Linked DNA regions of Homo sapiens: region 1 is linked to region 2. A link is a contact called in ENCODE Hi-C or POLR2A ChIA-PET data. All regions are on one chromosome and are shown on one strand. Each heading gives the region's core, a stretch centred on a gene start or an enhancer-like site at or near the end of the contact. The rest is flanking DNA. Distances are from core to core; before and after follow the strand shown. Region 1 has its middle 120 kb from the start of BCAS1-AS1. Region 2 has its middle 84 kb from the start of ZNF217.

The links. A loop is a pair of places that touch in the nucleus more often than their neighbours do. ChIA-PET counts read pairs that join two places held with the same protein, here RNA polymerase II (POLR2A).
Region 1: a map of Caco-2 shows a loop between it and region 2 (5-fold over the local background). The contact joins two enhancer-like sites. A Hi-C loop is called at or near these places in 1 of 168 maps with a recorded cell type or tissue (Caco-2). POLR2A ChIA-PET finds 5 or more read pairs at or near these places in 5 of 52 experiments (A673, Caco-2, GM12878 and 2 more).

The regions. Positions count from the first base shown.
Region 1 is chr20:53,796,566-53,803,160 of GRCh38, forward strand. No RefSeq gene overlaps it. Among named protein-coding and RNA genes, the nearest start is that of BCAS1-AS1, 120 kb to the right of the region's middle. RefSeq lists a silencer at 2,551-2,751 and an enhancer at 4,731-5,232. Within about 2 kb of position 5,211, at least 3 of the 41 ENCODE cell types and tissues checked have a DNase peak (open chromatin) inside an H3K27ac peak, as active enhancers do.
Region 2 is chr20:53,674,187-53,680,719 of GRCh38, forward strand. No RefSeq gene overlaps it. Among named protein-coding and RNA genes, the nearest start is that of ZNF217, 84 kb to the left of the region's middle. Within about 2 kb of position 4,030, at least 9 of the 41 ENCODE cell types and tissues checked have a DNase peak (open chromatin) inside an H3K27ac peak, as active enhancers do.

The DNA.
Region 1 (6,595 bases), core at 3,961-6,460, 120 kb after region 2:
AGTCTCCCAAAGTGCTGGGATTACAGGCGTGAGCCACCGCGCCCCGCATCCTTTGGTTTTAATATCATTTATTTAAATTTAAGTTTGGGCCGGGTGCAGTGGCTCATGCCTATACTCCCAACAATTTAGGAGGCTGAGGCGGGAGGACTGCTTGACTCCCGGAGTTTGAGACCAGCCCTGGCAATCTAGTGAAACCTCATTTCTTCAAATAATACAAAAAATTAGCCAGGTGTGGTGGCATGCGCCTGTAGTCCCAGCTACTTGGGAGACTGAGGTGGGAGAATCAGGAGGCAGTGAGCCATGGTCGCGCCATTGCGCACCAGCCTGGGTGGCAGAGTGAAGCCCTGTCCTCTCTCTTTTTATATACATATACATAAAATAAAATAAATTTTAGTTTGTAGAATTTAATTTTTTTAAAGATTGTGTTTAACAACCAGCTTGTGAAATTCCTGAAAACTTAACAACCAGCTCTTAAGTGCTGGGGTGAGCCCAGGGTCCAGCAATCTTGGAGCCAGAACTCCAGCTGAGGACTCTCAACTCCACAGTCCTCCTCTGTATCACTGATCCCACAGGCCTTCCTGACTCAATTGATCACCTCATCAGTGACCTTATCACAAACTGTGGCAGAACCCAGGCATCCTAACCATCCTCCCCACTTTGGAAACGTGGCTGAAGGGTGTAGTGGCCTGCCCCTGTAGTCCCGGCTACTCAGGAGGGTGAAGTGGGAGGATTGCTTGAGCCCAGGGGGTCAAGGCTGCAGTGAGCCGAGATTGCACCATTGCACTCCACCCTGGATGACAAAGCAAGACCTATCTCAAGCAAACAAAAAACAATAACAAAAAACGTGGCTGAAAAATTGGAAACATTGGTGGTGCTTTTGTAGCAAGTCCAACTCTTATTAACTCATTTTAGGTCAAATACACACACAAATACAGTGAGATGGGATCTCACTGTATCCCTCAGATTGGAGTGCAGTGGTGCAATCTGGGGTCACTGCAACCTCTGCCTCCTGGGTTCAAGCAATCCTCCCACCTCAGCCTCCCGAGCAGCTGGCACTACAGGTGTGTTCCATCACACCCAGCCAATTTTTGTATTTTTAGTAGAGATGGGGTTTCACCATGTTGGCCAGGCTGGTCTCGAACTCCTGACCTCAGCTTGCCTTGGCCTCCCAAAGTGCTGCGATTACAGGCGTGAGCCCCCATGCCTAGGTTCCTTGATACAGTTTAGATAGTTCTCCCCTCCAAGTCTCATGTTGTAATCTCATCCCCAGTGTTGGAGGTGGGGCCTAGCAGGAGGCATTGGGGCCATGGGGGTGGACCCCCAATGAGTGTGTTGGTGCCATCCTTGCTATAGTGAGTGTGTTCTCACTCTGTTAGTTCCCTTGACAGCTGGTTGCTTAAAAGAGCCTGGCACCTCTTCCTATCTCTCTTGCTTTCTCTTGTGTCATGTGACCTCTGCACCCACCAGCTCCCCTTTCCCTTCCGCCATGAGTGGAAGCAACCTGAGGTCCTCACCAGATGTAAATACTGGTGCCATGCTTCTTGTACAGCCTGCAGAACCCTAGGTCAATAAGCTTCTTTTCTTTTTTTGAGACAGGGTATCACTCTGTCACTGAGGCTGGAGTGAAGTGGCATGATCATGGCTCACTGCACCCTTGGCCTCCTGGGCTCAAGCAATCCTCCTGTCTCGGCCTTCCGAGCAGCTGAAATCACAGGCATGCACCACCACGCCTGGCTAATTTTTAAATTTTTTACAGAGATAGGGTCTCGCTCTGCTACCCAGGCTGGTCTCAAAGCCCTGGGTTCAAGTGGTCCTCCCACCTTGGCCTCCCAACTCTTCCCTTTGTAAATTATCCATCCTGTGGTGTTCCTTTACAGCAACACAAAAAGATTTAGACACTCCTACTCTATTTTCTCTCTGATGGTCCGGGATATACTTGTTTTGTTTTTAACAGCATTTTTGGATATATAATTCACATATCATTTCATTCATCTATTTAAACCGTACAATCCAATGGTTTTTAGTACATTCGCAGAATTGTAAAACCACCACCACCATTGACCTTAGAACATTTTCATCACTTCAAGAAAGCCCAAACCCTTCCGTTATTACCCTCTTCCTTCATGTCCTCCCATCCCTGAACAAGCACTAACCTACTTTCTGTCTCTAATGATTGACCCATTCTGGGCATTTCATATAAATGGAATTATAAAATATATGGTCTCTGTGACTGGCTTCTTTCGCTTACTGTAATGTTCAAGGTTCATCCATATTACAGCATGTGTCAGAACCTCATTTCTTTTTATGGATAAGCAATTGTATGCATATGCTACATTTTGTTTATCCATTCATCCTGTAATGGACATTTGGGTTGTTTCCACCTTCTGTCTATTGTGAATATTGCTGCTATAAACAGTCATGTGCAAGTCTGTGTGTGAACATGTGTTTTCATTTCTCTTGGGTAAAATACCTAGGAGTGGAATTGCTGGGTGATATGGTAACTCTATATTTAACCAAACAGGGAACTGCCAGAATGTTCTCCAAAGTGGCCATACCATTTTACATGACCACAAGTGGTGCAGGAGGAGTCCAATTGCTCTACATCTTCAACAACCAGAGTGCACGCATTTGCCTATCTATCACCTACACCTGGGAATATAAGTGGCCTGAAGGCTGGAGGTGCTCACCTCTGTACACGTCTCCCACCTTGGAACATAGTGGACCATGCATAGCAGATGAATGAGTAACATCCCTCTTCTTCTAGAAACTAGCATAGCACTCGGCAGAAGAAGGGCTTGCAGGCTGGGCACAGTGGCTCATGCCTGTAATCCCAGCACTTTGGGAGGCCAAGGCAGACGGATCATGAGGTCAGGAGATTGCGACCATCCTGGCCAACATAGTGAAACCCCATCTCTACTAAAAATACAAAAATTAGCTGGGCGTGGTAGTGCGTGCCTGTAATCCCAGCTACTCAGGAGGCTGAGGCAGGAGAATTGCTTGAACCTGGGAGGCAGAGCTTGCAGTGAGCCAAGATCGCACCACTGCACTCCAGCCTGGCGACACAGTGAGACTCCGTCTCAAAAAAAGAAAAAAAAACAAAGGAAGGACTTGGAAATCGTTGAAACTTGCAAAGTCTGGTGGTTGTGGAGTCCGTTTGGCATGCATCCAATGTGCATTTAATTTTAGGCTGAATTTAAAATCGTTTGTTCTCCTCCCTCCCCCAACACACACACACACACTCCACACACACAATGAAATCTCGCTCTCTCATTTAATTTTCACAACTGCAAACAAATCTATGAACTCACATCAAGGTCATGGAGCCAAACCCTATGGCAAGCAAGGTGGCTTAGGTGTGCTCCACAGTCTGTCAAGGAACGCTGGGATGTGGCAGTTGTATTAAAGACAGGGTTAAGAATGTCACACCTGCAGGCACAGAGAGATTTTTTTGTGCTCATTTCTTTGGTTGAACTCAGAGGATCTGCAAATCAGGGCAGTTGGTCAAGTGATCTGGAATCAAGTCCAGACTCTATTGTTTACCATTTGTGAGGCTCTGGACAGGTTATTTTTTCTTTCTGGGCCTTACTCTTCTCATGCATCAATGGGAATAACAATGTTTACCCCCAGAGCGTTATTATTAAGTATGATAATATTTTTATTTTTATTTTGAGACAGGTTCTCACTCTGTCGCCCAGGCTGGAGTGTAGTGGCAGTGGTGTGATTATGGCTCATTGAGCCTCAACCTGCTGGACTCAAGTGATTCTCCTCAGCCTCCTGCGTAGGTGGGACTACACGTGTGTACCTCCACACCTGGCTGAAGTTTTTAAATTTTTGGTAGACATGGGGATCTTACTGTGTTGCCCAGGCTGATCTCAATCTCCTGAGCTCAGCGATCCTTCTGCCTCAGCCTCCCAAAGTCCTGGGGTTACAAGTGTGAGCCACCAAGCCTGGGCTATTAATATATAAGTATAAGGATTAAGTGAACTGATATATAATCACCCCTTCAGTAACTCCCCTCCCACTTAAAATAAAATCCAAGAAACCAGGATGTCTGGTCATTCTAACTCTAGATTACTTTGGACTTCAAAGCTCCTATGCAATAATGATGCCTGAAACCTAGAAGAAAAGGACCAGAATTCCAGAGGGTCCAAACTTACTTTCTGAATTCTGCCAAGGAGAAACAATATCCTATACACAGCTTGGCAGCTAAGGGAGAAGGCAGCCATGGTCCTTATCAACAGTGACCATCTATAGGATCATCTAAATTGGGACGCTCGTATGGATACAACAGATACTATTAATAATCACACGGGGACCGCAAGCATTAACCAGGACAGTCCTGGGCAAATTGGGCTGCAGGCTCACCCCAGTGTATCTATTTGCAGAATCTGGAGGGCGGGCCTCCTCAGCAAGCCTCTGGCGCATGTTTGAACTGCTCTTAAGCTGTTAAGCACTAAGCGCTGTCATCAAAGTGTTTTTCTGATAAGAAGCTCGAAGTCCACTGAGAAGAATCCAGTTGAGATAAATGGGCTCTCTACTCTGTGTCCATGTTACGGTTTTCAAGGTTCAATAGTTACCTGCCTAGGGTCTCCTCTGTAAGTCACCAATAACCCAGTTTGATTGTATTAAAAGCGCTGGAGTTTCTTAGGTCAAAAAGAACTGGCATAACTGATGTAGAAATAGCAGTTATTATTTTCCCAGCAGCTCTTCCACTCCAGGCACTGTTCTGAGTCATTTCAGCATCGTGATCTTTCTTGGAGGTGGTCGTTGTTAGACCCATTTTACGAGCGAGGACACTCAGGCTCAGAGTAAATAAGGAACTTGTCCGAGGTCACACAGCCTATAAGGGGCAGGCCTAAGAATCTGAATCTGGGGAGGTCTGACAGCAGGTCCTGGGCTCTTTATCTGTGTGGCCTCTTTCTTGTGTGGCGGTCTTTGATCTGCATCTCCTGGAGCCCTTGGGTTAATTGATCTGTCCATAGGAATCCTTAACCAGGTGTCCACGGACTCCCAAGCAGTCCTGGGATAGAATTTATGATACATTGATTAACAAACAGACAAACAAACAAAAACACATATATACTCTAATCTGCATTTTCTCATTTTTCCCCTTTCTTTCTTTTTTTTTTTTTTGTTTGAGACAGAGTCTCGCTCTGTCGTCCATGCTGGAGTGTAGTGGCGCGATCCTGACTCACTGCAACCTCTGCCTGCCAGGCTCAAGCGATTCTTGTACCTCAGCCTCCTGAGTAGCTGGGACTACAGGCGTGTGCTGCCACGCCCAGCTGATTTTTGTATTTTAAGTAGAGACAGGGTTATGCCATGTTGGCCAGGCTCGTTTCGAACTCCTGACCTCGTGATCTGCCCACCTTGGCCTCCCAAAGTGCTGGGATTACGGTCGTGAGCCACCACGCCCGGCCTATTTTCCACCTTTTGAATATAGGCAAACCACAGCAGAATTAGCAGTCCTTGAGACTTTGTTGCCAGTGGAAACCAGATATTTTCATCTTACACCAGAGTTACAAATAATAGGAAGTATCCTCTATAGTTATTGCTATCTCAAAATTACAGTTGTTAGAATCTGCACTGCATCTTGTCACTTAATGTGTTAATAAAAATGCACACATATTACCATATTATACATTTGTTTTAACATTTTTAGGGGAACTGCATTTTAATGTAATTGGATTTCTTTGCAAGCCTGTGCATTTTTTTGTCCTGAGAACGGGATCACAGGCTTCCTCAGACAACCAACAGGGTCCACGGTACAAAAAGATGGAACTACTGCAAAGAGTTGACGAATGGGCCAGTTAGTAAACAAATCATTCACTCTTTATGTGCAAAATTTTATCTAATTTCTCCATAACATCACCAAAACTTGCACATGTAAGTAGAGAAAGCCTTAATGGAAATTTCTCATTCATTTATTTCTTTTCTTTCTTTTTTTTTTTTTGAGACGGAGTCTCTGTTGCCCAGGATGGGGTGCAGTGGTGCGATCTCAGCTCACGGTAACCTCCACCTCCTGGACTCAAGCGATTCTCCTGCCTCAGCCTCCCGAGTAGCTAGGACCATAGGCACATGCCACCGTGTGTGGCTAATTTTTATATTTTTAGTAGAGACAGGGTTTTGCCACGTTGGCCAGGCTGGTCTCGAACTCCTGACCTCAGGTGAGCCACCCTCCTTGGCCTCCCAAAGTGCTGGGATTACAGGTGTGAGCCACCATGCCCAGCCCATTTATTTCTTAAATGGATGTTAATTGGGCACCTCCTGGGTACCAGGCCCTGTGAATGGCATGGGAGATACAGGAGGGGACAGGACAAACATAGATGAAAGCCCCAGCTTTCGTGGAGCTGACATGATAAGCGGTCAAAGCAACAATCAAACAATAATCGTACATAGAATTAGCTAACCCAAGTGTGACGAGCTGTGGCAGAATGCACTGAGAATTCTTTAACCAAGTACTGCTTGGCCAAGATCTGAAAGATGATCAAGTGCCAACAGGCAGAGAGTTTAGGCAGAGCAGCCCAGGCTCAGCACCAAGGAGCTGAAGCCAGTTCTCTTAGGCCAACCAGAGCCAACTGTTAAATTTTCAGGAATT
Region 2 (6,533 bases), core at 2,780-5,279:
TTGTTTGTTTTTTTGTTTTTTGAGACGGCGTCTCACCTTTTTGCCCAAGCTGGAGTGCAGTGGCACGATTTTGGCTCGTTGCAACCTCAGCCTCCTGGGTTCAAGTGAGAGTAGCTGGGATTACAGGCAACTGCCACTGCGCCCGGCTAATTTTTGTATTTTTAGTAGAGACAGGGTTTCGCCATGTTGGCCAGGCTGGCCTCAAACTCCTGACCTCAGGTGATCCGGCCCACCTCGGCCTCCCAAAGTGTTGGGATTACAGGCGTGAGCCCCCGCCCCCAGCCTTTTTTATGTTTTATGTATATTTTTTGAGACCGAGTCTTACTCTGTCACCCAGGCTGGAGTGCAGTGGCGTGATTTCAGCTCACTGCAACCTCCGCCTCCCGGATTCGAGAGGTTCTCCTGCCTCAGCCTCCTGAGCAGCTGGGAATACAGGCATGCACCACCCCCCCAGCCAATTTTTGTATTCTTGGTAGATGCGGGGTTTCTCCATGTTGGTCAGGCTGGTCTTGAACTCCTGACCTCAGGTGATCCACCCACCTAGGCCTACCAAAATGTTGGGATTACAGGTGTGAACCACCGCGCCCAGCCCCCTTTGACAGCTTTTGAGGGACATTTAGTTTCTTTGCAATTTATAATTATTCTTAATTGAGCCTTGTGCAAACACCCTAGTGTGTCCAGACTTTAACATTTGAGAGATGTGGCCGGGCGCAGTGGCTCACGCCTGTAATCCCAGCACTTTGGGAGGCCGAGGCCAGCGGATCACGAGGTCAGGAGATCAAGACTGTCCTGGCTAACACGGTGAAACCCCGTCTTTACTAAAAATACAAAAAATTAGCCAGGCATGGTGGCGGGCGCCTGTAGTCCCAGCTACTCAGGAGGCTGAGGCAGGAGAATGGCGTGAACCCGGGAGGCGGAGCTTGCAGTCAGCCGCGATAGCGTCACTGCACTCCAGCCTGGGCAACAGAGCGAGACTCCGTCTCAAAAACAAAACAAAACAAAACAAGAAAACCTTTTGAGAGATGCTCTCCTTTTTTTTTTTTTTAATGCCTTTTCTCACTTTGTGGTCCAGGCGGGGGTGCAGTGGCGCCATCTCTGCTTGATTTCTGCTTGATGTAACCTCCGCCTCTCAGGCTCAAGTGATTCTTGTGCCTCAGCCTCCCAGGTAGCTGGGATTACAGGCGTGTGTCACCATGCCTGGCTAATTTTTGTATTTTTAGTAAAGACGGGGTTTCACCCGGTTGGCCAGGCTGGTCTTGAACTCCTGACCTCAGGTTGACCAGCCTGCTTCAGCTTCCTAAAATGCTGGGATTACAGGCGTGAGTCATTGCACTCGGCCTCTCCTTAAGGTAAATCCCTAAAGGTAATATATATCTGCATCAAAGCGAACCTCTGTTATTTTTTGTTTTATATTGCCTAACTGCCTTTTGGAAAGGTTATACCAAATTACCCTTATTCTGAATGTGCAAGAAACTTTTATTTTTATTTTAAAATTTTATTTATTTATTTATTTTGAGATAGAGTCTCGCTTTGTCACCCAGGCTGGAGTGCAGTGGCGCAATCTCGGCTCACTGCAACCTCTGCCTCCCAGGTTCAAGTGATTCTCCTGCCTCAGCCTCCTGAGTAGCTGTGATTACAGGTGCCCGCCACCACGCCCGGCTAATTTTTTTGTATTTTTAATAGAGACAGGGTTCCACCATATTGGCCAGGCTGGTCTCGAGCTCCTGACCTTGTCATCCACCCGCCTCTGCCTCCCAAAGTGCTGAGATTACAGGCATGAGCCACCGCGCCTGGTGTTAACTTTTATTTTTTTTGAGACAGGATCTTACTCTGTCACTCAGGCTAGAGTGCAGTGATACCATCATGGCTCACTGCAACCTCTGCCTCCCAGGCTCAAGCATTCCTCCCACTTCAGCCTCCCAAGTAGCTGGGACTACAGGTGCACACCACCACGCCCAGTTAATTTTTGTATTTTTTGTAGAGATGCGTTTCCTCATTTTACCCAGTCTTGTCTAGAACTCCTGGGCTTGAGTGATCTGCTCTCTTCAGCCTCCCAAAGTGCTGGGATTATAGGTGTGAGCCACTGTGCCCAGCCTGATACCTGTACTTTTACTTTCTTTCTTTTTTTTTTTTTTGAGATGGAGTCTCGCTCTGTAGCCCACGTTGGAGTGCAGTGGCGCAATCTTGGCTCACTGCAACCTCCGCCTCCCGGGTTCATGCCATTCTCTTGCCTCAGCCTCCAGAGTACCTGAGATTACAGTCACACGCCACCACACCTGGCTAATTTTTGTATTTTTAGTGGAGACGGGGGTTTCGCCATGTTGGCCAGGCTGGCCTTGAACTCCTGACCTCAGGTGATCTGCACATCTTGGCCTCCCAAAGTGCTGGGATTACAGGCATAAGCCACAGTGCCCGGTCCATATCTGCAATTTTTAACCATTTATGAGATCACTTCACTATCTTGAGATCTCCACTTTAATGTATTCAAGGAAAAATGCTTAGTTGTATTGTGAAATGGATCACTTTAGAGAAAAGAAAAATGCCTACAATACAGTGAGCTGGTCAATTTTCCAATGCCAAAAGATAAACGTGAATATCCCTTTCAGGGAATTAGCCAATGTTTCAAGCAGCATGAAGGCAAAATTTGAGTTGAACATTGTAATACAAATAGCTCTTGGGAAATTCTTATGAGTACCTTTAAATAGATGTAAATCTATTAAATCAAAGATTTAATTACTTAGTATATAATAAGCAACCCACTATTAATAATATAAGAGGTAATACTGCCTTTCAAATTTTTCCCTTTCAAATTCTTGGAATTATTAACTATGTATGCCCCAAATAATGGGTTTCTGATGGTGTATTTCCCCCTGGAAAAGAGCATTCTATGCAATGCCCAGTTCCCAGTACATAGTAGACATTCAATTAAAAAAAAAAAAGTTGAGGCCGGGTGTGGTGGTTCACACCTGTAATCCTGCCGCTTTGGGAGGCTGAGGTGGATGGATCACATGAGACCAGGAGTTCAAGACTGGCCTGTCCAACATGGCGAAAACCCGTCTCTACTAAAATTACAAAAAGTAGCCGGGTGCAGTGGCGCACGCCTGTAATCCCAGCTACCTCAGGAGGCTTAAGCACGATAATTGCTTGAATCTAGGAGGCAGAGGTTACAGTGAATTAAGATCCTGGCACTGAACTCCACTGCACTCCAGCCTGGGAGACAGAGGGAGACTCTGTTTCAAAAAAAAAAAAAAAAAAAAAAGTTGAATGAATAAATGGCATATTACAAAGTTAAAAAGTAAAGCGTCTGTCTTATCAGTCAGTTTATCTAATCAGCCAGTTGTTCAGAAGCTATTAATAGGTAACTGATGGTGTAAGTCCAGTGTGTTTTAAATAATCCTTTTCTGGACTTTTATGTTCTTCCTAAGGAGAGATAGGAAACTGGTGGACAAGTGTTGGGTTTGCTACAGTCATGTTTTCTTTGGCTCAGATGGTATTCAAACATTTTGAAATAGTCACCAACATTTCTAAAGCTTCTACATAAAAATTGGGATTTCTGGCTTTCCTTAACAAAATGTGAGCTCTGGCCACACCAGGTCCAAACTCCAAGCCGCAAGGCCATAGAAGGGCTGTGGGCAAGGGACACCTGCCCCCTCCCCCTTTGATTGCCGCGGCCCCCGCCTGGTGGCCGGCCTCTCTTTTGCCACCTGCCTGGCCCCGGGAAGGCATTTTGACTTTGCCACAGCCTGTTTCTCTTTTTAAGTTTGGTGTGTGTACATTGAAGATCTTATATTATTGCCTCAATTCAAAAAAATGTTCTTGCTCTCTCTCTCCCAAATTTTCAAGACCTCACTGCTCCTGAACCTTCTGTGATGGCCTGGGCTTTGTTCTTTGTCGTCACCAGAGAGAGTAGCAGGAACAACTCTCTAGAGAGACCCATCTCTCAGCCGACTCCACTGTAGGTTGGTGGCAATCAAAGACATCGGAATACTTTCTCCTGTGTGTGCGGGGTGGGGGAAGGGAAGGTTGAGAGAAAGGAAGAAGCATAAAGATTAGGAGGGCTGTTGCTCAACCTTCCTGTTCTGGGCCAATCGTGCCTGTCAGACCAGCTACAGAAAGACATGCACTTGTAGTATGTTTTTTTGGGGGAAAAAGTATCTTGATTCTACTCTGCTTTGAGAAAAAAAAAATACTGTTAACTCTCTTTCTCTGTATAATTAGACATCAAAATACAGAGAAATGTTCTTAGCACTTTGCTATCAGAAAAGCAGACATTTTCGACTTTGTAGATTCCATACAAGATAAACGCCTTGACCCTTGCTCCCCATCCCCAAATAAAATGCCAAACTTCAATTACCAGTTCGTAAGTAGTCTGCATCGCTTTATTTTTCCTTCTGACAGTAGGTGTTTGGTGTCAATGTACATTTTCTTACCACAATGATTTCCTTCCCTAAACTATTAATTTTGTTTTTATGAATAATACAGTATGCCCCAGTTATTATTTAGTTTGATTGTATGCTAGCCTCATGCTCTGCATTTTAATTTAAGTGTAACTGCGCAGGAAAAAAATGCAAATCTCTTCTATTCAAATTCAAAAGAAAATAAATGGATTTTTTATGGCCTAAAGGATCTATTCATTACCAAATCATTTATCTTTTCAGGAAGAACAGTTTATGTATCCAATATGCTCTCGTGCTGTCTTTATTTTCTTTATTTTTTTTCTCTTTTGATAAATATGCTCACTCTTTCAAGTCTCTCTTGAATCTCTGCCGATAGGGGCAGCTTATAGCAGCAAGAACAAGAATATAATTAATAGCATTAAACAGAAAGCAAAGGTTGCAGAGAAAGCTTGAACATATTGGATATTTTAAAAATAATAATAAACAAACCTAAAATTGGATTGTGTCAAATGAATTTTTATTTTAACAATTGTAACATTAAGAAAAAGAGATACACAGTTGGCCCTACCAAAACAAAATGACAAAGGGGTGGGAGGAGAAGTCCGTGTTTTCAACAGACTAGCTTTTTTGGGGTCTTGTTGCAAATAGCCTGAAGAGGTAGAAGCATTACTGATTTTGCTTCTAACATGATCGGCTCTTGGAAGTTTGGCATTTTGAATTCTGGGCTATATTTTTTTTATTTTTATTTATATCTTGATTAAATAAGCCAGTTTAGAGGTCACTGCATCTGGGAGGGTGTCGTAATACACAAACAGCTGTGATACACAAAGCAGTTTTCAGTAAGTATCTTTCATGTAGCAGCTGGAATGGCTTTCTCCTGAATGAGAAAGGCCCCTAAGTGAGAATAGTGGCAAGTGTGAGTTTATGTATGTCATTTTTTTAAAAAGACATTTGTCTTTTTCTAGAGTACTGTACTTTAAAAATCATATAATTGTGTTAAAGTTACCCAGAATGTTGACTTTTCCCTATTCATGTTTATGTATCAAATTGGATTTCAGGGCAAATTCAATGGGTTTCTTTGTTCTTTCTAGATTAAGTCCAGATAAATAATCTGGTTTCGTTGTGGCTGCATTGTTTAAATCATGCTAATTATAGTGCTTACAATACAATGGCAGAGGGGGCAATTTAAATGTTCATTTGAAGAAGAAAAAAATCTGATGCTGAGCTCAAAAATGTACAGTCACTCTAACCGCTCCCTGAGGGCCATTTTAAGACTGGTTTTCAAAGACTTGTTTACCTTGAAATTCTTACACACCAGGCATGCTTCTATCCTCACGACCTAGGTACGGGAATGTTAGTGGTCTCTAAGCTGACTTGGAGTCTCATGTAGATAGAGTTCTGATTTCAGAACAGGCTGCTGGCTGCTTCCATGCCCCTCAGAAGGAGCAGGGAGTCCTCCCCGGCCACAGACTTGTAGCCCTTTTTGACTGAAGGCTTCCAAAATGAAAGGAAGGGGTTGGCTTTTGAAGAGGTGAAAGAGAGATCCTTTGAGGGAAGGACTGAATGAATGAGCAGCCTCAGGCCAGGGCGAGATAATCAAGAGACTATCTGACCTCTAATTCCTTCAGAGACAAAAATAAATCAGTGCTCAAGGAGGCGCTTTTATTAATCACTGCATGTTTCCTGTCAGAAGAAATGATGGGATTAGGGTGGGAAGAGAATACACGGGACATATAAGCAAATGTTTACCTAGGCTACTTCTTTCTGGATCCTTGGGATTGGTTCTTAACTTGTTTTTTCTTGAGACAGTCTTGCTCTGTCACCCAGGCTGGAGTGCAGAGACATGATCTCAGCTCACTGCAACCTCCGCCTCCCAGGTTAAAGGGATTCTCCTGCCTCAGCCTCCCAAGTAGCTGGGATTATAGGCGCCCGCCACCACGCCTGGCTAATTTTTGTATTTTTAGTAGAGACAGGGTTTCACCATCTTGGCCAGGCTGGTCTCGAACACATGACCTCAAGTGATCCGCTCACTTTGACCTCCCGAAGTGCTAGGATTACAGGAGTGAGGCACTGGCCTGGCTCTTAACTTCAATTGTTCTCTATTTTATGATTTATGATTTATTTGGGAAATTCCTG